2 separate regions of the Homo sapiens genome follow, and region 2 is linked to region 1. Evidence: read pairs that join two places in POLR2A ChIA-PET (ENCODE). Cell type or tissue: Panc1. All regions are shown on one strand. Each heading gives the region's core, and the rest is flanking DNA. Links, peaks and the distances in the headings are about the cores only. Region 1 overlaps NINJ2 (ninjurin 2). Region 2 overlaps B4GALNT3 (beta-1,4-N-acetyl-galactosaminyltransferase 3).

What was found. ChIA-PET counts read pairs that join two places held together with the same protein. Peaks named below come from ENCODE experiments on the same cell type or tissue, not always from the same donor. Only the 100,000 strongest peaks of a DNase experiment are listed, where the experiment ranks them.
Region 2: POLR2A ChIA-PET joins it to region 1 with 10 read pairs; 3 of 35 experiments call an interaction of 5 or more read pairs at or near these places.

The regions. Positions count from the first base shown.
Region 1 is chr12:600,603-611,485 of GRCh38, forward strand. The region is part of intron 1 of NINJ2 (ninjurin 2); the gene reads right to left. Among named protein-coding and RNA genes, the nearest start is that of NINJ2-AS1, 25 kb to the right of the region's middle. RefSeq lists enhancers at 8,041-8,558, 8,559-9,075, 9,329-9,830. In Panc1, for the core only: no CTCF peak of the experiment used is centred there; a DNase peak (open chromatin) is centred at 9,789; H3K27ac peaks cover 3,396 bases.
Region 2 is chr12:533,039-543,921 of GRCh38, forward strand. It overlaps B4GALNT3 (beta-1,4-N-acetyl-galactosaminyltransferase 3), which reads left to right. Exons shown (of 20, transcript NM_173593.4): 2 at 2,128-2,231; 3 at 3,180-3,257. Among named protein-coding and RNA genes, the nearest start is that of B4GALNT3, 79 kb to the left of the region's middle. RefSeq lists enhancers at 1,397-1,896, 5,241-5,970, 5,971-6,700, 8,889-9,617, 9,618-10,346. In Panc1, for the core only: no CTCF peak of the experiment used is centred there; no DNase peak of the experiment used is centred there.

The DNA.
Region 1 (10,883 bases), core at 1,867-9,866:
AACAGTTTGAAATTAGACGGATGGCAAGGCGGGTGGCAGAATTTTTTTGGGGTGTGTGTGTGTGTGTGTGTGTGTGTGTGTGTGTGTGTGTGTGTGTTTTGAGACAGTCTCCCTCTGCTGCCCAGGCTGGAGTGCATGGTGTCATCATAGCTCACGGCAACCTTGACCTCCCGAGCTCAGGCAATCCTCCCACCTCGGCCTCCAAAAGTGCTGGGATTACAAGCATGAGCCACCATGCCTGGCCCAGAATTGTTGTAAGTTTCTTTTTTTCTATTTGTTAGGGTTGTTCTAGTATTTATGTAATTTAAAAAAATCAATCTTGAGTTTTCAAAGGGTGAAAACAAGATATGTAGAAATCTATCTGAACTCTCAATAGTTAAAACACTCCCAATTCCTTTGGTAGGGAGATCTCTGTCCTTTGAAAACAGGTCCACCTTGACCAGAAGACTTACTATTTAGTTCTCACCTCCCTGTGATTTGCTCTCTCCTGCATTTGCAGAACTGGCAGAGCATTGTGAATGCTCAGAATTTGTGGAATAAATGCATGAACTGGGTTTGCATCCTCATTTAGAATGCATGTAACTAGGTAGCTGCTTTTTGTATTATTTACTATGAATTTAAAAATATATCTTTTTAAAAATTAACTTTAAAAAAATAAAACAGGCCGGGCGCAGTGGCTCACGCCTGTAATCCCAGCACTTTGGGAGGCTGAGGCGGGCGGATCAGGAAGTCAGGAGATCGAGACCATCCTGGCTAACACAGTGAAACCCCGTCTCTACTAAAAATACAAAAAAAATTAGCCAGGCGTGGTGGCGGGCGCCTGTAGTCCCAGCTACAGGGGAGGCTGAGGCAGGAGAATGGTGTGAACCTGGGAGGCGGAGCTTACAGTGAGCCAAGATCAGGCCACTGCACTCCAGCCTGGGCCACAGAAGCAAGACTCCGTCTCAAAAAAAAAAAAAAATAAATAAATAAAACAAATAGCCAGGTGCGGTGGCTCACGCCTGTAATCCCAGCACTTTGGGAGGCCAAGGCAGGTGGTTCACCTCAGGTCAGGAGTTTGAGACCAGCCTGGCCAACATGGCAAAACCCCATCTCTACTAAAAATACAAAAAAATTATCTGGGTGTGGTGGCGGGTGCCTGTAATCCCAGCTACTCGGGAGGCTGAGGCAGGAGAATCACTTGAACCTGGGAGGCGGAGGTTGCAGTGAACCAAGATCATGCCAAGGTGGCAGTGAGCCAAGATCAGCCTGAGCGATAGAGTGCGACTCTGTGTCAAAAAAATAAATAAATAAAATAAAATGATTTCCATGGGAATAAGAGAGTAGAGTCTGACCCAGTTTATTATCTGTCTGACTTGATACACACCATTTTAAGGTACTGACATCCCCAGATGAAGCCAGTAGCAATCCCTTAATTAAATAACTATTCAATTAAGAACAGCTGTGTCACTTCAGACGCAATGTCCCGTGTGGTGATGACTGAGGAACCCCATGCATAAGGTACGCTGGAGGCTTCCACACTCAATGGGGATGACACTGGAGAACTGCAGACTGAGCCATAATCCACACACCACACAATTCACCTATTTAAAGTGTACGGTTCAGTGGCTTTTAGTATTTACAGAGTTGTGCAAACATCATCACAATCCATTCTAGAACATTTTCATCATCCCCAAAAGAAACCCAGTGCCCATCCCTTCCTTATCCCCAGCCCCAGCCTAGGCAACTACTAATCTACTTTCTGTCTGTATCGATTTTGGATAGTTCCTGTCAGTGGGATCACATACTCTGTGGTCCTTTGTGTTGTTCATTTAGCATAATGTTTTCAAAGTTCATTCATGCTGTAGCATGTTTCAGTACTTCGTTTCTTTTTATCATTGAATAGATATTTCATTGGATATACATTTTGCTTATACATTCCTCAGCTGATAGGAATTTGAGTTGTTTCCACCTTTTCACTATTATAAATAATGCTGCTGTGCACATTGGTTCATTGTGTGAATGTATATACCTAGGAGTGGAGTTAATTGCTGGGTCATACCGTACCTCTGTGATTAGCTTTTTGAGGAACTGCCAGACTGCTTTCCAAAGTGGCTGCACCATTTTGCATTCCAGCCAGTAAAGTAGGAGATTCCAGTTTCTCCTCATCCTTACCAATACTTGCTATTACCTGCTTTTTTGAAAATAACAGTCCCCTAATGAGTGTAAAGTGCTGTCTCATTGTGGGTTTTCTTTTGCTTTATTTTTTGAGACAGGGTCTCACTCTGTTGCCCAGGCTGGAGTGCAGTGGTGCCATCATGGCTAACTGAAGCCTGGACCTCCTGAGCTCAAGTGATCCTCCCACCCCAACCTCTTGACTAGTTAGAGCTACAGGCACATGGCCACCATGCAAGCTAATTTTTAATTTTTTTTTTTGTAGAGATGAGATCTCACTATGTTGCCCAGGCTGGTCTTGAACTACTGGGCTCAAGCAATCCTTCTGCTTCCACCTCCAAAAGTGCTAGGATTTCAAGCATGAGCCACCACACTGGGCCTGTTTGCGGTTTTGAGTTTATATTTTCTTGCTGGCTAATGATGTTAAACATCTTTTCATGTGCTTATTGGCCATTTGTATATTTTCTTTGGAAAAATGTTTATTCAGCTCATTTGCCCTAAAATTTGATTATTTGTCTTTTTATTATAAAGTTGTAAGAGTGCTTTATATATTCTGTATACAAGTCCCTTATAAGATATATGATTTGTAAATATCTCTCCCATTATCTGGATTCTCTTTTCACTTCCTTGATGGTGCCATTTGAAACGCAACCTTTTTTAATATTCATGAAGCCCAATTTATTTTTCCTCTGTTACAGTGCTTTTGGTGTCATATCTAAGAAGGCTTTCCTGCATGACGGTTTACTTACATTTTGTTCTAAGAATTTTAGATTTTAGCTTTTACATTTAAGTCTATGATCCATTTTGAATTAATTTTTGCACATGGTATGAGGTAAGAGTCCAACTTTATTCTTTTCCATGTGGACATCCAGTTATCCCAGCACCATTTGTTGAAAAGACTATTCTTTTTCTTTTTTTTTTTGAGACGGAGTCTCAGCCTGTCACCCAGGCTGGAGTATAGTGGTGCAATCTTGGCTCAGTGCAACCTCTGCCTCCCAGGTTCAAGTGATCCTCCTGCCTCAACCCCCTGAGTAGCTGGGACTACAGGCACGCACCATCACACCTGGCTAATTTTTGTATTTTTAATAGAGACGGGGTTTTGCCATCTTGGCCAGTCTGGTTTCGAACTCCTGACCTCAAGTGATCTGCCTGCCTCAGCCTCCCAAAGTGCTGGGACTACAGGCATGAGTCACTGCGCCTGGCCAAAAAGACCATTCTTTCCCCCGCTGAGTCGTCATAGAATTGGTGTATATGTCTGTCCTTACGCCAGCATCACACTGACTTGATTACTGTAGCTTTGTAGTAAGTTTTCCTGTTGGGACGCGTGAGTCCTCCAGCCTTCTTTTTCAAGATCATTTGAGCTATTCTGGGTTCCTTGAAATTCCGCACAGTTCTAGGATCAGCTCTGCAAAGTCTGCTGGGGTTTTGATGGGAACCGCATTAAATCTGTAGACCAATTTGGGGAGTATCGCTATCTTAACAACAGTAAAGGGATTTTTTAAAGTATAAGCTGCGAGGACAAAATAGACTGGAAGAGGAAATAAGTAGAACGAGGAGTAGTAAATGAATGTCTTGGCCGAGCAATAGAGGCCACAGCCTGGCCGGGTGCGGTGGCTCACGCCTGTAATCCCAGCACTTTGGGAGGCTGAGGCGGGCGGATCACTTGAGGTCAGGAGTTCGAGACGAGCCTGGTCAACATGGTGAAACCCCGTCTCTACTAAAAATACAAAAATTAGCCGGGCGTGGTGGTGGGCACCTGTAATCCCAGCTACTCGGGAGGCTGAGGCACGAGAATCGCTTGAACCTGGGAGGCGGAGGCTGCAGTGAGCTGAGATGGCGCCACTGCTCTCCAGCCTGGGCGACAGAGCGAGACTCAGTCCCAACAACAACAACAATAGCAAAAAAAGCCACAGCCTGATGCTTGCAGGAAGGAACCAACAGGATACGAGGAATCCAGGAAGGCACTGGGTGTGGGGACACAAGTGCAAGGGAGGTAGGGACGAGGTACAGACCTGAGATGGAGGACGGGCTGAAAGTCTACTTACAGAGCAGTTCAACCCTCCGACTCCTTCACCACCCCTCAAAGCCTGTTGACAGATCCTCCCCAAGGCAAGTGACCAGAGGTTTGTTATTTTCCAGAGCAGTGCTCTTGCGGTGTGGTCCAGGAACTGGTTTAGGTCCACAAACTGTTAGTGGCCCCAGTAAGATAAGTACAGGAAGCAAGAATATGTGTTTAGGATTTTCACGGAAATTTGACGTTGCCTCAGCACTCAGTGTGTGATCAGTGGGTTCTCCTGGCTGAAGGATAGAGGCCAGTTTGGATGTCTGAACTCCCAGAGTGAGGCATGTGCCGTGTGAGATGCGGCCTACTCATGCCCAGCAGGACCACGTACATGTCCCTGACAGAATGGGAGTTTCAAAACTCCGCCTTCCCCACAGATAGTCTGCAAAGTGCTGCTCTAGAGGCTGGCAGGCTCGGCTGTGCATCATGGGGAGAGGGTTGAGGCAACTGCTGAAAATCTGCATTCAGAACACTGGGACACCCAGCTGTCCTCCCACTTTCATTCCTGAAAACTGGCAACTAGGCTTATACCCTTCCCCAACACCTATCCCCAGACAGAAGTCCAGATGATTCCTATCGGAAAAGACTACCTTGGGGCTGGGAATAGCGCATGTGCCTGTAGTCCCAGCTATTTGGGAGGCTGAGGCCGGAGGATCGCTTGAGCCCAGGAGTTCGAAGCTGCAGTGAGCTGTGATTGCACCACTGCGCTCCAGCCGGAGAGACAGAGCAAGACAAAAATAAAAAATAAAAGAGATGACATAATCTAGAGAGACAACATTAAGACACTGACATCTGGAGTCCACTCAGCAAAGAAGCTAACACCCACCCTACATTTCTGCATTGAAGCTCCCCAGCAAACAAGCCCTACCCATGCAGATAAAGCTTCACATAACCTGGAAGATGAGGGGTTTTGGGGTTTGTTTTTCGAATGGGTTCTATATTAATATGGTTCGGAACTCAAAAGATTCAAAAGGTACAATGAAAAGGTCCACTTTGTCCTTCACAACTTAGCTCTCCTTCCAGTAAGCTTTTTGGTGCCTCACTGTTTAATATACACAGAAAGCCTACATGAAAGATGGAGACCAAAATAAAGAAATAAGAGAAGAGACAGAGAGAATGTAGGGAGCAGAAGAAAAGTGCAAAAAAGGAAAAGAATAACATCTGCAGAGAAAAAAGAGAAGCTATTCCATCAATGTAATAAGAACTGTGTCTTATTTTAGTTTATTTATTATTTTTAAAAATTATTAATAGAGATGTTGCCCAGGCTTGTCTAGAACTCCTGGCCTCAAGCCATCTGCCTGCCTCAGCCTCCCAAAGTGCTGGGATTACAGGCATGAGCCACCTTGCCCAGCCAATATTCTATTTCAAAAAGGAATATTCGGAAACCAAAGAAAAGAGAACTCTTGGAAACTAAAAATATGAAATTAAAAATATAAAAATTAAAAATTCAACTTAAGATAGAGAAACGTTTATAAAATCTCATAGAAAGTAGAACAAAAAGATGATAGAGATAAAAAATTAGATACAAAAGACAAAACTAAAGGATCACATCAGAAGATCCAACATCCTAACACTGAGAGTTCAAGATGGGCTGAACAAAGAAAAGAGAAAGGCAAAAATTATTAAATAAACAATTCAGATGTTTTTTCTAGAGCAGAAAACATCAATTTTGGGGTCAAAAGGACTTACCAAGTGCCCTATATAATGAATGAGGAACAACTCACCCCAAGCCACATCATTGTCAGCTTTTGGAACTGGAGGTCAGAAGGAATCTAACAACTTCCAGACATGAGCTCCAGAGGACAGAGGAGTGAAATGGCACTCGATGTCACAGCAGCCACACTAGAAGCTACAATTCTATACTCAACCCACTAGCAATTGCGGGAAGACGGTTTAGGTAAGTTAGTCCACAAAAATTGTCCTTCCTTTGCTCACTTTCTTAGGGAGTTACTGGAAGGTGTGCGCCACCAAAATCAAGGAAGAAGACAAGGAACCCACAGGACTGTGGGCCGAGTTGCTTTGGCACTAAGCAGAACAGAGGGGAAAGGAAGAAAGAGTGGAGCAAAAGAAGGGAGGGAGAGAGGACGACGCTTTGAACTGGGTGCATGGAGAAAGCAGTCAGGAGACCAAGAGGTTCCTCCTGGCATTTGAATCCCCGGCCCCAACTCTTCCGGAGGCCCGGCTGCAATCCTGTCCTTTGGCTTTGTGAGACACCAGATACCCTTGTAATAAATTCCACTTCTTATTTAACTAGTTCACATTGCATTTCAGTCACTTGCAACCAAAAAATTTCTCCTGATATATTGCTACTCAAGGTATTAGAACCTGGGAGCTTGCTGGAAATGCAGAACCTCAGGCCTCCCCCAGATCTACTCAACCAGAATCTGCATTTTAGCAGGATTCCCAGGTGACTTACAGCCACATCAGAGTCTGAGAAGCACTGTCCTGATATATCCACCTTGCAAGGTAGGGTGGCGAGCATATTAGGGATAATAGGTAAAATATTTGACTACATAGTAGGTACTCTGTAAGGGATGATGATGATGATGATGATGATGATGACGACTGGAGTAGAAATACTTCGGAATTACAATCTCAGAAAGAGTTCCTGGGACCATGGCAAATGGTGGCTTTGCACCAAATTACAAAAGCAAGCACACAACCAAAAAGACAGAAAGCGCAATATCCCAAGAAACAGGTTCAGCTCTACTCCAGGAGCCTGTTGGGTTACTCAGCCCAGGTGTTGACATAGGAAAGCCATTAAGAAAACCCTTCTCAGGTGTGGCCATTGGCTGTGAGTGAGTGATTGACAGTCAGATCCGGTATGATGCTTGGCTGGGGGAATGCTGAGCTAATGCCACCTTTCTCAGTAGAGCAAGCATTCTGCCCCAGCACTCAGGAAGTAGGTCAGGAGGAGATATCCTGTGTGAGCAGCTCCAAATTGCTTTTTCAGGCAGAAACCTGTGGCCCACAGGACTGGGGGTGGAAGGGGAATGGGGATGAGAGGAGGCTGGGGGCCTGCTGCGGGGTGGAGATAGGAAATCACGTCCTCATTCTTGGCAGGAGCAAAGTTGCCTGTCACATAGTTTTCCTGGCTCCAGTCCTTTGGCCATCAGCCACCGTCTTTGTGCTGGGGGTTCCGTTGACTTTCCAGTGCAAGCCAATTTGATGGAAGCTGGGGCTTAAAAGGAAATGTGCGCTTGTAGGAGCTGGTGTTCCATCTGGGCCCTCGGTGTGCTGTGGATGGATGGAGGATGAGTATCCAAGGTCTGGATCTTCCCTAGGAGCTAGCGGTCATTGTTTTCGAATTGTCCACCAATTACGTGGCACTGTACTCAACCCTTAAGAGTCTTTACCAAGCACACCAGCCCTCCAAGAATTTATATGCTAGAGTCCCCAGTCCTTTAGACTATCTTTAGGAATCTTATCCTATTCAGCAACAACAAACTCTACCATCATCCAACGGCCGTCCTTGTGAAGGCTGACCATAGTAATCAACTCTGCAGCCACCACTACAGCAATAAAAGCCTAATGTTACCCTTGAATAATAGCGAACACTTAATAATGTGCTTATTACCGGCCTGGCACTTTTCTAAGTACATATTTTAATTCATCTACTTCTCACAGCAACTTCATGAGGTCAAATACAATTGCAGTCCTCATTTTACAGATGAGAAAGCTGAGACATAAATGAGACATTAAATGAGATTACACAACTAGCAAATGGCAGAACTGGGAGTCAAACCCAGGCAATCTGGCTCCAGAGCTCCTGCCCTTTAGCCGCTGTACCCAAGCCGTGACACAGGGACAGCCTGGTGGGCAAGGGTCAGCCACAGTCCTCCTGCTAGCTAATCCCATCTCAGCCCTCACTAGCTAGCTGGCTTCAGCTAAATATGAATAACTCAGCAATGTGGTGAGGTGCAAGAGCTGAGGTGTCAGAGGAAAAGATCTGGATTCTACGTCCTGATGCTGCCACCTGGAAAAGAAGGACACTGATGCTGACTGAATGCAGAGCACGTATCAGGTCCATGTTTAATCTTCCCAGCTAGCCTGTGTGACCTGAGGCAAGTCACTGTCCCTCTCTGGGTCTCTGTTTTCTAATGTGGAAAGTGGACCAGGTGCTTTCTGGGTTGTTGTTGTTTAATTCAATCTAGGCAACACTCGCTCACAGAAGAATTCATGCACATACACGGCGCCACGCTAGGGGCTGTACGCACGCACGGCGCCACGCGCTAGGGGCTGAACGCACACGCACGGCGCCACGCTAGGGGCTGAACGCACGCACGGCGCCACGCGCTAGGTGCTGAACGCGCACGCACGGCGCCACGCTAGGGGCTGTACGCGCACGCACGGCGCCACGCGCTAGGTGCTGAACGCACACGCACGGCGCCACGCGCTAGGGGCTGAACGCGCACGCACGGCGCCACGCTAGGGGCTGTACGCACGCACGGCGCCACGCGCTAGGTGCTGAACGCACACGCACGGCGCCACGCGCTAGGTGCTGAACGCACACGCACGGCGCCACGCTAGGTGCTGAAGGGGCCGCAAAGATGAGTAAAATGCAGAGCGGGCCTTCGCAAGGCTCACAGCCCAATTCTCTTTTCCATTTTGTAGTCCTTGTGAGCTGAGCAAGGCATTATCATCCTTTTATTTAAAACAATAGGGGAAACACCGGGCGCGGTGGCTCACGCCTGTAATCCCAGCACTTTGGGAGGCTGAGGCGGGTGGATCACGAGGTCAGGAGATCGAGACCATCCTGGTTAACATGGTGAAACCCCGTCTCTACTAAAAATACAAAAAAAATTAGCCGGGCGTGGTGGCGGGCGCCTGTAGTCCCAGCTACTCAGGAGGGTGAGGCAGGAGAATGGCGTGAACCCGGGAGGCGGAGCTTGCAGTGAGCTGAGATTGCACCACTGCACTCCAGCCTGGGCAACAGAGTGAGACTCTGCCTCAAAAAAAAAAAAAAAAATAGGGAAAACAACAACAGCAGCAATAGGGGACTTGTCCCAGCTACTGAGGAGGCTCAGGCAGGAGGATTGTTTGAGCCTAGGAGGTCTAGGCTGCAGTGAGTCATGATGGCACCACTGCACTCCAGCCTGGGCGACAGAGTGGCAAGACCCTGTCTTAAAAAAAAAAAAAAAAAAAGACGAAGGAGAGAAATAATGTTTGACCATGGAAGGTCACACATTTTTGTTGTAGCTAGAGCATGATCCAAGTCGATTCTGAGTCTGGGCCTCTTTCCACTCCCAGCTGTCCTACTAGCCTAATTCATCTGGCATCACTGGGGCCAAAAGCTACAAAGTCCATTTTGAGCTCTAACTTTGCAGAGTCATTTCCATCCTCCTGCCTTCCCCATCCTGACAAGTGCACATGCACACACACATTGCCAGACACCCAGCAGACACAGAATCAATGCTTTTGCGTGAGTGAAACAGCCCCTCTGGCAGCCCTCTTCACCTGCCCAGTCCCCAGTGCCCAGCACCCAGTGCTGAGCTGGTGAAGATCCCGTGGCCAGAGGCACACTTACCATATACATCATGACTCAGATCCCATTTGCTGACTTGGAACTGAAGCCTCTTGCCCCACCAAGCAATTACTGGAGAACAGGAAGTCTCAACGGAAAATGAGGTCAGCCTGGTGGCTGAGAGGAAAAGGGTCAGCGAGCACAGCCTTCTGCCCCCGTGGGTCCCCACAGCGGCCAGCCCAGGGCCCTGCATGCAGCAGATGCCCACCACAGCTTCACTGGTGGGTTAGCTGCTCTGAGCGACTCTGTTCAGCCCAGCCACAGGAGGGGGTTACCAGGCAGGGACTTAATATGTGGCTCTAGAGTCTGAAGGAGACAACTTCAACTCAACCTTGTTTAGCAGAACTGGGCTATGACAAGGACAACCACAGCACTGGAAATCTATTCTTTTTTTTTTTTTTTTTTTTTGAGACGGAGTTTCGCTCTTGTTGCCCAGGCTGGAGTGCAATGGTGCAATCTCGGCTCACTGCAACCTCTGCCCTCCAGGTTCCAGTGATTCTCCTGCCTCAGCCTCCCAAGTAGCTGGGATTACAGGCACCCACCACCATACCTGGCTAATTTTTTGTCTTTTTAGTAGAGACGGGGTTTCACCATGTTGGCCAGGCTGGTCTCAAACTCCTGACCTCAGGTGATCCACTTGCCTCAACCTCCCAAAATGCTGGGATTACAGGCATAAGCCACGGCACCTAGGCTGGACATCTATTCTTTAAAGAACTCTGTGTTACCAAATTCAGTTCTGCAATCTGTCCCAAGAACTTCCTTTTCTGTGCCCTAAGTTACGATAGAGGAAGAGGCACATCAACCCCAGGCCTGCCTGCCTTTCTTTCTTTCCTTCTTTTCTTTCCTCCTTTTCTTTCTTTTTCTTTCCCTCTTTCTTTCTTTCTTTTTCTTTCTTTCTTTCTTTCTCTCTCTCTCTTTCTTTCTTTCTTTCTCTCTCTCTTTCTTTCTCTTCCTTCCTTCCTTTCTTTCTCTCTCTCTCTCTTTCTTTCTTTTCTTCTTTCTTTCTTCCTTCTTTCTTTTTGTCTTGCTCTGTCACCCAGGCTGGAGTGCAGTGGCACGATCTTGGCTCATTACAACCACCACCTCCTGGGTTTACGCAATTCTCCTGCTTCAGCCTCCTGCATAGCTCAGATTGCAAGGGCA
Region 2 (10,883 bases), core at 2,033-10,032, 67 kb before region 1:
TGAAGATGACCCAGTCATTCAGATGCAGGAGCAAGGCAGGGCCCATCCTCCTCCTCCCCACAGTGTAACTCATGTGTCACCCAGGCACGCCTGAACCCACAACTGCTAGCCAGCAGATCCTCAGGGCTGGGAAGGGATGAGCTCTTGCTTTAGATCATGTGTTTGGGTTGGGATTAGCAGATGAACAAGCAGTTTTCCCCTGAGCTCATCCAGAAATGGAGGGTATAGTCTGGGAGCATTCTTTCTCTTTCTCCCTCACTCCTCATATTTTCACATCACTTCAGTGGCCCCAGCATCCTGCTTCCCCAGAACACACCCCTGCCCTGAACTCGCCAGACCTCTTCCTGCCAGCTGGGCCAGCCTGGAAACAGGAGAGACCTTGATGGCAGAGGGATAAAGCTGCAGAAGTCCCTGCAACCATAACACGAGTGGAGGGTGAACATCTGCAGAAACCCAGAGACAGATCCCCTGCTGAGGCCTCTGCGCCGGCACTCCTCAAAGTCTATGCCAGAAAGTGACTACAGGAGAAATGTGGGCAGAATGAGAAAACCTGGGCCTGTGAGACAGGGGAGCTCTCTGTTCTGATCCTGCCTGCGGAACAACCAGCTCTGTGACTTCAGACTCGGAGCGCTCTTTCCCTATCTGTGAAATGGGGTCATGGAGCTGGCCTCTCAGGAGGTTCTTAGAAGGTTCAGATGAAATCACGCCTGTGGGACACTCAGTAAGCCGAAAGGGCCCACACAAAGCATAATCATGTAAGAAAAGCACTCTCACCCCACACCTGCATTTCAGCGTGCAGCCCCTGATCCCACCCCTCCCCAGGCCTGTTACAGAAACACTCGTGCATAGCGTGGGTGGCCACCTTCGGTGAAGCCCATATTCGTGGGTGGTGCTCTGTGTTCTGTGTCTGCGTGGCTGTCTGTGTCTCTGCTGGTGCTCACGTAGGGGTTCCTCTGTGACACTTCTGCCTACTGTCGACTCTTGGCTCCCAGGGGTCGGGGACTGTCAGGCTAATTCCGTCTAAGCAGTGCCCAGCGCAGCATCCTGGGGACATCGTGGTGAAGCTGTTGAGGGAAAGGGGAGCTCAGTGGAAATCCGTGGCACACTGGGGTCCTAGTCTTAGCCTTGCCACTACTTGCTAAGTGAGCCTTGATCAGCCATTTGACCAGTGTGGGTCCCATTTTCCTCACTTGAAGGGAGGATGAGGTGATCTCAAAAGCCTCTTTCGCTTCCAGTGGTCTACGGTTCTGGTTTGTGACTAACAGTGGTTTGGTTCCACTTATCCAAAGCCCAGCAATCTCCTCTGAGATGGGAGTCCCAGCCCTCGGGAGTGTCAGCAGTGGCCGGCCGCCGGACTGATTCTCCCCGGCCCTCACCCTGGTGCAGCCCCTTGCCTCCTGACTTGTGAATGCGCGTGCACCCCCCAGTTTCCTGTTCCCTCCCTCCCTCTCGCCATGGTTTGGCTTTTTGCCTTCCCAGGTGCGTGTAAGCCAACCTGGTCCAGAGCCTTCAGGGTACAGACAGCGTCAGCCACACGCAGCCTCCCGGTGACTCCAGTAATAGCAGGGCCTCTGATCTTGTATCTCCAGTGGTTTATACCTTTGTTTGACAGACATCACATCCCAGGCCCACTCTTTCCTGCCTCTCTCAGCTCCGGCTCTATCCAGCAACCCAGTGATCAGTGGTAGGGGGTCCCCACCCATTAGTAAGCCTCTGCTGTTCCCCGGGCTCAGGGCACAGAAACTGAGCAGGAAGGGAAGAGTGTACCGCCTGTCACGACCATCTCTCCACGGCAGCTCTCGGGATAAATTGGCCTCCAGAGGCAGCCGGGGGAGAACGAGCTGGTAGTGGGAGGCCCGTGGTCCAGGCTCACCTGGACTGGCTCCTTCTCTGGTTTCTGGAAGGCGGTGACTGCTGATGGGATGTAAGCTCATCTCCTCTCTCTGCCCTGTGGGCCTTGGCCAGTCTGCAGCTATCTCCTGCCCCCAGCCCAGCCCTCTTCCCACCCACCCTCTGAAGAGAGGTGAGAAGGGAAGACGGTTCCCTCCATTAACCTCCCAAATCTTTTAGGTGTATGAGGTTTCCAGGTTACGCTGACCTGAGGGCTCCTCTCTTCCCCTTCCACAGGGTACGGCAGCTGGAGAGAACTGGCCAAGGCTCTGGCCAGCAGGAACATTCCAGCTGTGGATCCACACCTCCAGTTCTACCATCCCCAGAGGCTGAGCCTCGAGGTAGGTGACCAGCCAGTCCATTGTCCCTGCTGATGCCTTAACAAAGGTCCGCAGGTGCTCTGCCCAGTTGCCTTAAGGGTAACCTCTGCTACTCTGGGAGGAGAGGCAGAGGATAAACAGCCCCCAGAGTCCTAGTCTGGCCTCAGGACCTCCTAGCTGAGCCTTAGAGATGTCCATCCAGCCTCCTCAAAGCCAGTAAAAGGAAACTTTTACTGGGGCTGCCACTGGGCCTGGTTTTCTGGTGTCTGCCCTCGTTCCCTAGTTCAGTTTGCCCGTGCCGGAACCACTCCGGGCCTGCGACCTCCATCACCAGTGGCATGTGGTGCCTCTCACTAGGGTGAGGGCTGGGCTGTGCTGTGCTTGCTGCTGAGATCAGAGGTGACGAGGTGGATGGACACCCCTCCCTGCCCGTAGCTGGGAGTACAGACTTGTGGTGGAGCATTTGCCTGCAGTGCTTCTTGAACCAATGGTCCCTAAGGAGGCAGATTAGAGAAACTGGGGTCTAATTCATTCAGGAGCCCCAAGGCTGAGCCTAGAACAGACATGGATTCCAGAGCTGGACCAGAGCCAAACTGAACCTGTGGACCTGCACAATAGGGAGGGTTTGGTGGTGTCCCTGAGGGGCTCCCACTTGTTGGAACCCAAATCTATACAGCTGGGGGATAAGGAGGAAGAGGGAGCCGAGGTCCCTGCCCTCAAGAGGTCCTGACCTAAAGAGGGTAAACTGCTTTCCCATATGGGGAGGACAGAAAATTCAGAAAAGTGAAGGAACCCGAGGAGCAGGCGCTGATGAAACTATGGAGATGTATTCCCAGGACATGGTGTGAATGACAGACGGCAGCGTGCTCCGAGCCGACGCCTCCTGGGAGCAGGCACTGTGCCTCCTGTCCTGCCCGTAGCTTCTCATCCTAATATTCCTACCAACTTCGTTCTTCATTCTTCCCCTAGGACCACGACATTGACCAAGGGGTGAGCAGTAACAGCAGCTACTTGAAGTGGAACAAGCCTGTCCCCTGGCTCTCAGAGGTGAGGGACTTTCTATTGTACCTGCCCTTTGAGAGAGCTAAAAAATAATGTTTACAGATAATTCCAGAGATCACAGAAAACTTTCTACTAGGGACCTTCTACCGTACCTACTCTTTGAGAGAGCTAAAAAATAATGTTTATGGATAATTCCAGAGATCACAGAAAACTTTCTACTAGTGAATTAAAAAAATTTTTAAATTATTTATTCAGTTAGTTTTTTGTTGTTGTTGTTTTTAGAGAAGGGGTCTCACTATGTCGGCCAGGCTAGTCTCAAACTTCTGGGCTCAAGCGATCCTCCAGCTTCAGCCTCCTGACTAGCTGGGATTACAGGTGGGCATTACTACACCTAGTTTAGTGATTTCATGAAAATTTTTCACTCCACGCGTTCCAGGTTGATTCAATTTCTCTCTTTAGAGAAGGAACAATCACATTTGCCAAAGGCCTACTGTGTGGCAGGCTTTGTGGATCATGTCATCTCAGCTTTGCGACCCTGTGGAATAGTATCATTATCCTCATTTTATAGGTGGAAAAACAAGGCTCAGGAAAGCTACAAGACTTTCATGGCCATGCCAATCCCCAGTCTTAAAGATAAGCATCCCAAACTGTCTTTCTTGGGCCACTATCTTAAATCCCATAAGATATTCCAGGAAGAAAAGAGTCCATTGTTAAATAAGCTTTTAAAACTATAATATACTACCTTGCCTTCCTGGAAATGTACATTAGCATATGAAAGAGTATGAGAAGTTCTGCAGCCATCTGTTTAACTTGGTTTAGCTCAGCATGTCTCAAACTGAATTGCTTTTTTCCATGAAATGCCTATTATACTCTATGAAACTAGTGCTCGAGGATCCATAGAAATGCTGTAACGAACATGCACTGGGAAACTCTGCTTTAGAAAACTTACAGGAAGCAGTTAAATGAATAAAAGTTATCAGAACCATCATAATATCTTTCATTTTTACAGGCTTTGATAGATTGTGTGTCATCTTTTGGTTTTTTATTTTTTAGAGACAGGGTCTTGCTTTGTTTCCCAGGCTGGAGTACAGTGACACAATCATAGTTCACTGTATCTTTAACTTCTGAGTAGCTAGGACTACAGGGATGTACCACCGTTGCCTGGCTAATTTTTAAAATTAATTTTTATAGAGACAGGGTCTCACTATATTGCCCAGGCTGACCTCAAACTCCTGGCCTCAAGCGATCCTCCTGCCTTGGCCTCCCAAAGTGCTGAGATTACAGGCATGAACCACCATACTTGGCCCCAGATTCTTTTTCTTTTGGTGAAGAAACTGAGGCTCAAGGAAGTTAATTAACATACACAAGATTACCTTGAGTAAATAAATCGTTATGTCAAGATTTCCGAGTAGCACGGTGCTTTGGGGATGAAAATTTTAAATTTGAGTTTCCTATTTTACAACTTGTTTAGAACCCAGCGTCTTTAGTCTCGAGGCCCTGCGGACACAGATTACTTTTCTTGGCTGGGTGGTACGGGCTAGCTCATTGTCTTCATCCATACCTATCATAGGTGGAGCTCTTCAGCCTGGGTGGTTTTATTTGGAATCCACCCACTTGCTCTGGGGCAGGAGTGAAGGAGGCAGTATTGTACTGAATGTGACGTTAGTTATCCACACTGTGAAACTACCTCCTTTTAAAGCCCTGGGAGAGGATGGATTACAATGCTGGCACACCTGCACTAGATGACATCACCAGGTAATTATGCCCCGCCCTACCTGGAGATAGTACTTTGAAAAGAACTTGCTTTACAGATCATTTGGTCTGGTGATCCAGCCTTCTCTCCTTTAAGGATAGCATGGATCCTTTTTCTTAATAAACCAATTATTTTGAAAGCTTATAGCGCCATAACATTCTACATTTATTAATAATTAATTTATCCACTTGTTTTTGCCAATCAAGGCCATATGTATAAACATATAATGAAACAAAAACAGTGAACAAATAGTAAACAGTGATCAAAATTGGGCTGGGCTTGGTGGCTCAAGCCTGGAATCCTAGAACTTTGGGAAGCCGAGGTGGGAGGATTGCTTGAGCCCAGGAGTTCCAGACCAGCCTGGGCAACATGGTGAGACCTTGTCTCTACAAATAATAAAAAAAAAATAGCTAGCCGTGGTGATGCACGCCTGTGGTCCCAGCTACTTGGGGGGCTGAGGCGGGAGGATTGCTTGAGTGTAGGCAGTTAAGGCTTCAGTGAGCCGAGATTGTGCCACTGCACTCCAGCCTGAGTGACAGAGTTGAGAACCCCATCTCAAAAAAAAAAAAAAAAAAAAAGAAATATTGGCTATTTTAGTAAGTGTGTATGGCCTTTTGGTGGTAAATGACTGATTTCCATTTTTAAATACTAAAAATAGCTTACAAAATATTCATTACAGTCTTCATGGATGTTCAGGGGTTCACTGATCCAATCCTCTTATTTTATCAATGAGGAGAATAAGGAAGGAAGGTCCTGGAGAGGCCAAACCACACGCAGTCACACAGCTGCATTATGGTGCCAGCTGGCATCCAGCCCAGCCTTGCAGTCTCGCCACATTCTGGGGACTTCTGTTCCCATCCCCTTGCCTGTCCTTGGCCAGCAGGAAGTTCCCAGGTTAATAATACACATCGTTTATTGAGCATCTACTACTGTCCGGGAGCTGTCAGGTTGTTCTGTTATCCCTCTTCCAGATAATGGCTCAGAGAGGTCAGCTCAGGGTCACAGAGTTAGTGCAGGGCCCTGCTAAAGGTGAGCAAGGGCAGGAGATGAGAAAGATGACGATGGCCTCCTCTTTCACTGTTTCCCTGCCCCGAGCTTTGGCTGGCAGCCCAGGGTCTCTGAGGCCAGAAGTCACTCCGGAGACTCAGCAGCCTCAGACGTTTTACTTGGTGCACCAGAGGCTGACTGATCAGATTGGATGGCTAGGGGCCTGGGCTTCATGGAGTGACTGTTTCAAAACTTGTTCACACCAACACTGATCACAAGACGCTCATTAACAAACCCCAGTGCCAATCTGTTCATGTGTTGGTAAATACACTGCTCCATTCACCAAAATGCTATGTCTGCCAGCCAGGCCACTCCCCAAACCCAAGATAGTTACAAGAAAGAAATTTGGTGAGTACAAAGTCAGATCAAAGCAAGTGAGATCAGAGTTCTCGTGGGTTGTTCACACAGGCTTTGAGAAGGCAGTGTCTCTCTTTTGTGGACAGAGCTGTGACACAGACTCCTTCCTGTTCTCAGCCTTTCCTTTAAAAAAAAAAAAAAAAAGAAAGAAACAGCTTTATTGAACTGTAATTCACATACCATACACTTCACCCATACACTTCGTTTAAAGTGTACAATTCAAGGCTGGGTGTGGTGGCTCACACCTGTAATGCTAGCACTTTGGGAGGCCAAGATGAGAGGATCGCTTGAGGCCAGAAGTTTGAGACCACCCTGGACAGCATAGGGAGACCCCATTTCCACTAAATAGAAAAATGAGCCAGCTGTAGTGCCGTGTACCTGTAGTTACAGCTACTTGGGCAGCTAAGGAAAAAGGATTGCTTGAGGCCAGGAGTTTGAGGCTGCAGAGAACCATGATTGTGCCACTGCACTCCAGCCTGGGCAGCGGAGTGAGACCCTGACCTTAAAAATAAAATAAAATAAAATAGATCGAGTACCTCGAAACTCTGAACAGGACATAGGAGTTCCTGGTGTGTAGGAACCGGTGACCTGATCACCCTGCTGTGTTCCTCCGGGGGAGGCCCCACTGCCGCATGAGTTAGAACTGAACCACTAGCCAGGTACCCTTGGTCTTGCGAGTTTGACTCTGGTTGAGTAGCAGAGGGTATAGCGGAAGCAGAGGGCCAGTCAGCACTCATGTCCTGCGATGGGCTTCCGAGTGCTCCTGGAGGAGGCTGACGGTGCCTGCCTTCGTGCGCCTCTGAACCTCGTACCTCTGCCAGAGCCCCTGGCGCAGGTGACACCCTTTTGTTTACATGTCTGCCTCCTTTGAGGACCAACCTCTCTTTCATCTTTAAGGGGTACAGTGCAGACACTCAGTGCTAATAGAATGGAGGAAGATACTGTTCTGGGCTTAGCTCCTCCAAGCGTTTGTTCATTTAAATAATTAGGATGTGCAGGGAACACAGGGGAGGGAGCTGTTCCCTCTGCCTGGGGACGTCATAGAAGGCCTCGGAGAGAACTATTTGAGAAGAGCTTTGAAGGATGAGCAGGAGTTTGCCACGTAAGGAAGAAATGAATGGGCCTTCTAATCAGGAAATTGCATTTGTAAAAGCATGGAGAAGGGAAACAGCATGACGATTTTGGCAAAGACAGGGTTTTGATGTGGGTGGAGCAAAGGTGTATGGCAGGGAGTGGTGTGAGGTGAGGCTGGAAAAGGTAGGTCAGACTCCGTGTGCTGGGTGAGGCTCTGTTCTGAAGCCTTCTGGGAAGCTTCAGAGGTTTTTTTTCTTCTTTTTTTCTTTTCTTTTTTTTTGAGACGGAGTCTCGCTCTGTCGCCCAGGATGGAGTGCAGTGGTCGGATCTCGGCTCACTGCAACCTCCGCCTTCCGGGTTCACACCATTCTCCTGCCTCAGCCTCCCGAGCAGCTGGGACTACAGGCACCCACCACCGCGCCCAGCTAATTTTTTGTATTTTTAGTAGAGATGGGGTTTCACCATGTTAGCCAGGATGGTCTCGATCTCCTGACCTCGTGATCCGCCCGCCTCAGCCTCCCAAAGTGCTGGGATTACAGGCGTGAGCCACCGTGCCCGGCAGCTTCGGAGGTTTTAAGCAGCAGAGTGACTTGGTCAGATCCGAGCTTTAGAACGAGAGTTCTGGAAGCGGTGAGGACTCCGTGTGGGGGAGAAGCTGAGATCCAGTTGGAGGCTCTGCTGCGGCCCAGTGAGGGCCCGGCAGGGCCGGTGGATATTCCTGTGTGACCCACACCCCTGCACGATGCCCTCCCCTCTCCCAAGGGTTACTTGCTGTGTGTCCTTGGGGAGTCAGTTTACCTCTCTGAGCTTCAATGTCCTCACCCTTAAAATGAGAGGGTTCCAACAGATATCTTCTCCAGCACTTCTGACTTTGGAAGTTTCAAAACCACCATTGGCCATAGACATGCTCTGGTGCTTGGAGTGACCAGTGCCCCTCCCTGGGCCTTAGTCACTGCTGGACAATGGAGCGAGTGGGCAGAGGGCAGGGCTGGTGTGCTGGAGTCCCACGTCCCTGCCAGATACAAAGTCTCCAAGACTCAGAGGGACACAAATCCTTGGGGGACGGGGTGGTTCTCATCCCAGGCCCAGGGAGGAAGAGGGTGCCTTCTGGCCCCTCAGAGACCCCCACCTACAGCCTGAGAGTGGGGTGAAGCATGGTTTGAGGGCTAGCCTAGTGCTGCACAAGGGCCTGGGCTTAGCCAGGTAGCTCCTCTTCCCACACTGCCAGCCTCTCTGCCTGGGGCTGCCTGCATCATCTGATGATCCCTTTGCTCAGGCAAGAAAGGCCCTGAGGGTGAGGCAGGAGTGGCCAGCCAGTGCCTCCCTCGGCCCTCCTCTCCCTGCCCAGTCCCCCCCCTCACCCCCCCCCACCCCCCCCCACCCCCCGGCCTCTGGCCTCCAGGCTGAACACAACAGGCTTCTCTGGTGGCATGCCCTCCCCCACTGCCCTCCCTCCTGGGATCTGTATCTCCTAGGGAGGGGGCAGAAAGAAGCCTTTGGAGGAGACAGCTGAGTCTTATAAACTGAACTTGAGGATTTTCCCCCAAAGTAGCACAATGTCCCCATTCTTTCCTTCCTTGAAGCCTTAACCCGCCACCCACCTACCCAGCCTACTTTCCCTCTCCCATCCGTTCCAGTCTCCCACTTCTGTTTCTGTGAGTAACGGCTGCTTCCCAAGGCCCACATTCCTGGCATTGACCAGGCCAGTGTGCCCCATTAGCGCCACACTCTGCTGCAGGGCAGGGAGAGACAGGTTCTCCTGCGTCTTTCTGGATCCAGCATTGAGGCAGTGTTCCCCAGAGGCTGCGCCCACCCCACCAGCCACACCTGGGACCTCGGGCACTCCTGTTGAGGAGTTATTCCCTGCCCCCTCCTCTCCCTGCCTGCCCATCCTCCCTCCTACAGATCTCTTGTAGAACTTGTGCCACTTCTTCTTATCTGGGTGTCCCCTCAGAGCTCCTAAGGGCAGCCCAGATTTTGCTATCTCGTGGGCATGGCGGGGAGGCCAGGGCAGGCTGCTGGTAGGGAGTCACCAGGCCCCACCTCCCACAACCTGGACAGAAGCCCTGGGGGAGGGGAGGACATGGGGTGATCCGAGGCCCACTGTCAGGATGATTGGCACAAAGTCCCCACACTTCCCCTCTCCTCTCAAATTTCCAGCCCTGCCACCCACTCAGAGTGCTGGCTCCTGCCTTCCCCCTTTCTGGGGAAGGGAGCCCTCTGCTCAGGGCCTCCAAGCCCAGTCCTGCAGAGGAGAAAGGGGTTCCAACCCAACTGGCACTGCCCCGAGGCTGTCCCAGGAGCAGCTTGCTCAGAATGAGTCTAGGAGGCCTCAGAGAGCTGTGGGAGACCAAGATGCTGGGAAGCCCAGATGGGCCCCAGCTCACTCCTGCAGTGCCTCCCAGCTGCTTCCCAAGGGGAGCCAGAAGCATGGAGACCACTGGGTAGATAAGGTTTCACCGGCAGACAGCTGTGGCGCTTTCCTCTCCTCAGGATCAGGGATGGGGAGGGGAGGAGAGCAAGTCTTTCCTGAAACCCCAGCCGGCTCCTCCTAGTTCCCTGTCCTCTCAGCTATTCTGTCACAACCATTGTCCCCGTTGCCTGGGGAATGAACACCAGCCCCCTTCCTGCATGGGAGGTCCAGGGAGAGTATGTGTGTGTGTGTGCATGGCCAGAGCAGACCTTGTCCCCAAGGCCAGGCCATGGGGTGAACATCAGCACCAGGTTCCTGAAAGAAGTGCTGGGTGCTGGGCTGGGAATGGGATAGAGTGGGCCGGACCCGCACAGTGAGAGGAGCACCGGCCCCTTTCTGCCCAGCCTCCCGGAGCTGAGGAGCTGGGATGGGCATGGGGTGGTCACGCTCCCGGAGCTGAGGAGCTGGGGCAGGCATGGGGTGCTCATCCTCCTGGAGCTGAGGAGCTGGGGCGGGCATGGGGTGCTCATCTTCCCGGAGCTGAGGAGCTGGGGCGGGCATGGGGTGCTCATCTTCCTGGAGCTGAGGAGCTGGGACGGGCATGGGGTGCTCATCCTCCTGGAACTGAGGAGCTGGGACGGGCATGGGGTGCTCATCCTCCTGGAACTGAGGAGCTGGGATGGGCATGGGGTGCTCATCCTCCTGGAGCTGAGGAGCTGGGGCGGGCATGGGGTGCTCATCTTCCCGGAGCTGAGGAGCTGGGGCGGGCATGGGGTGCTCATCTTCCTGGAGCTGAGGAGCTGGGACGGGCATGGGGTGCTCATCCTCCTGGAACTGAGGAGCTGGGATGGGCATGGGGTGCTCATCCTCCCAGAGCTGAGGAGCTGGGGCAGGCATGGGGTGCTCATCTTCCCGGAGCTGAGGAGCTGGGATGGGCATGGGGTGCTCATCTTCCCGGAGCTGAGGAGCTGGGGCGGGCATGGGGTGCTCATCTTCCTGGAGCTGAGGAGCTGGGACGGGCATGGGG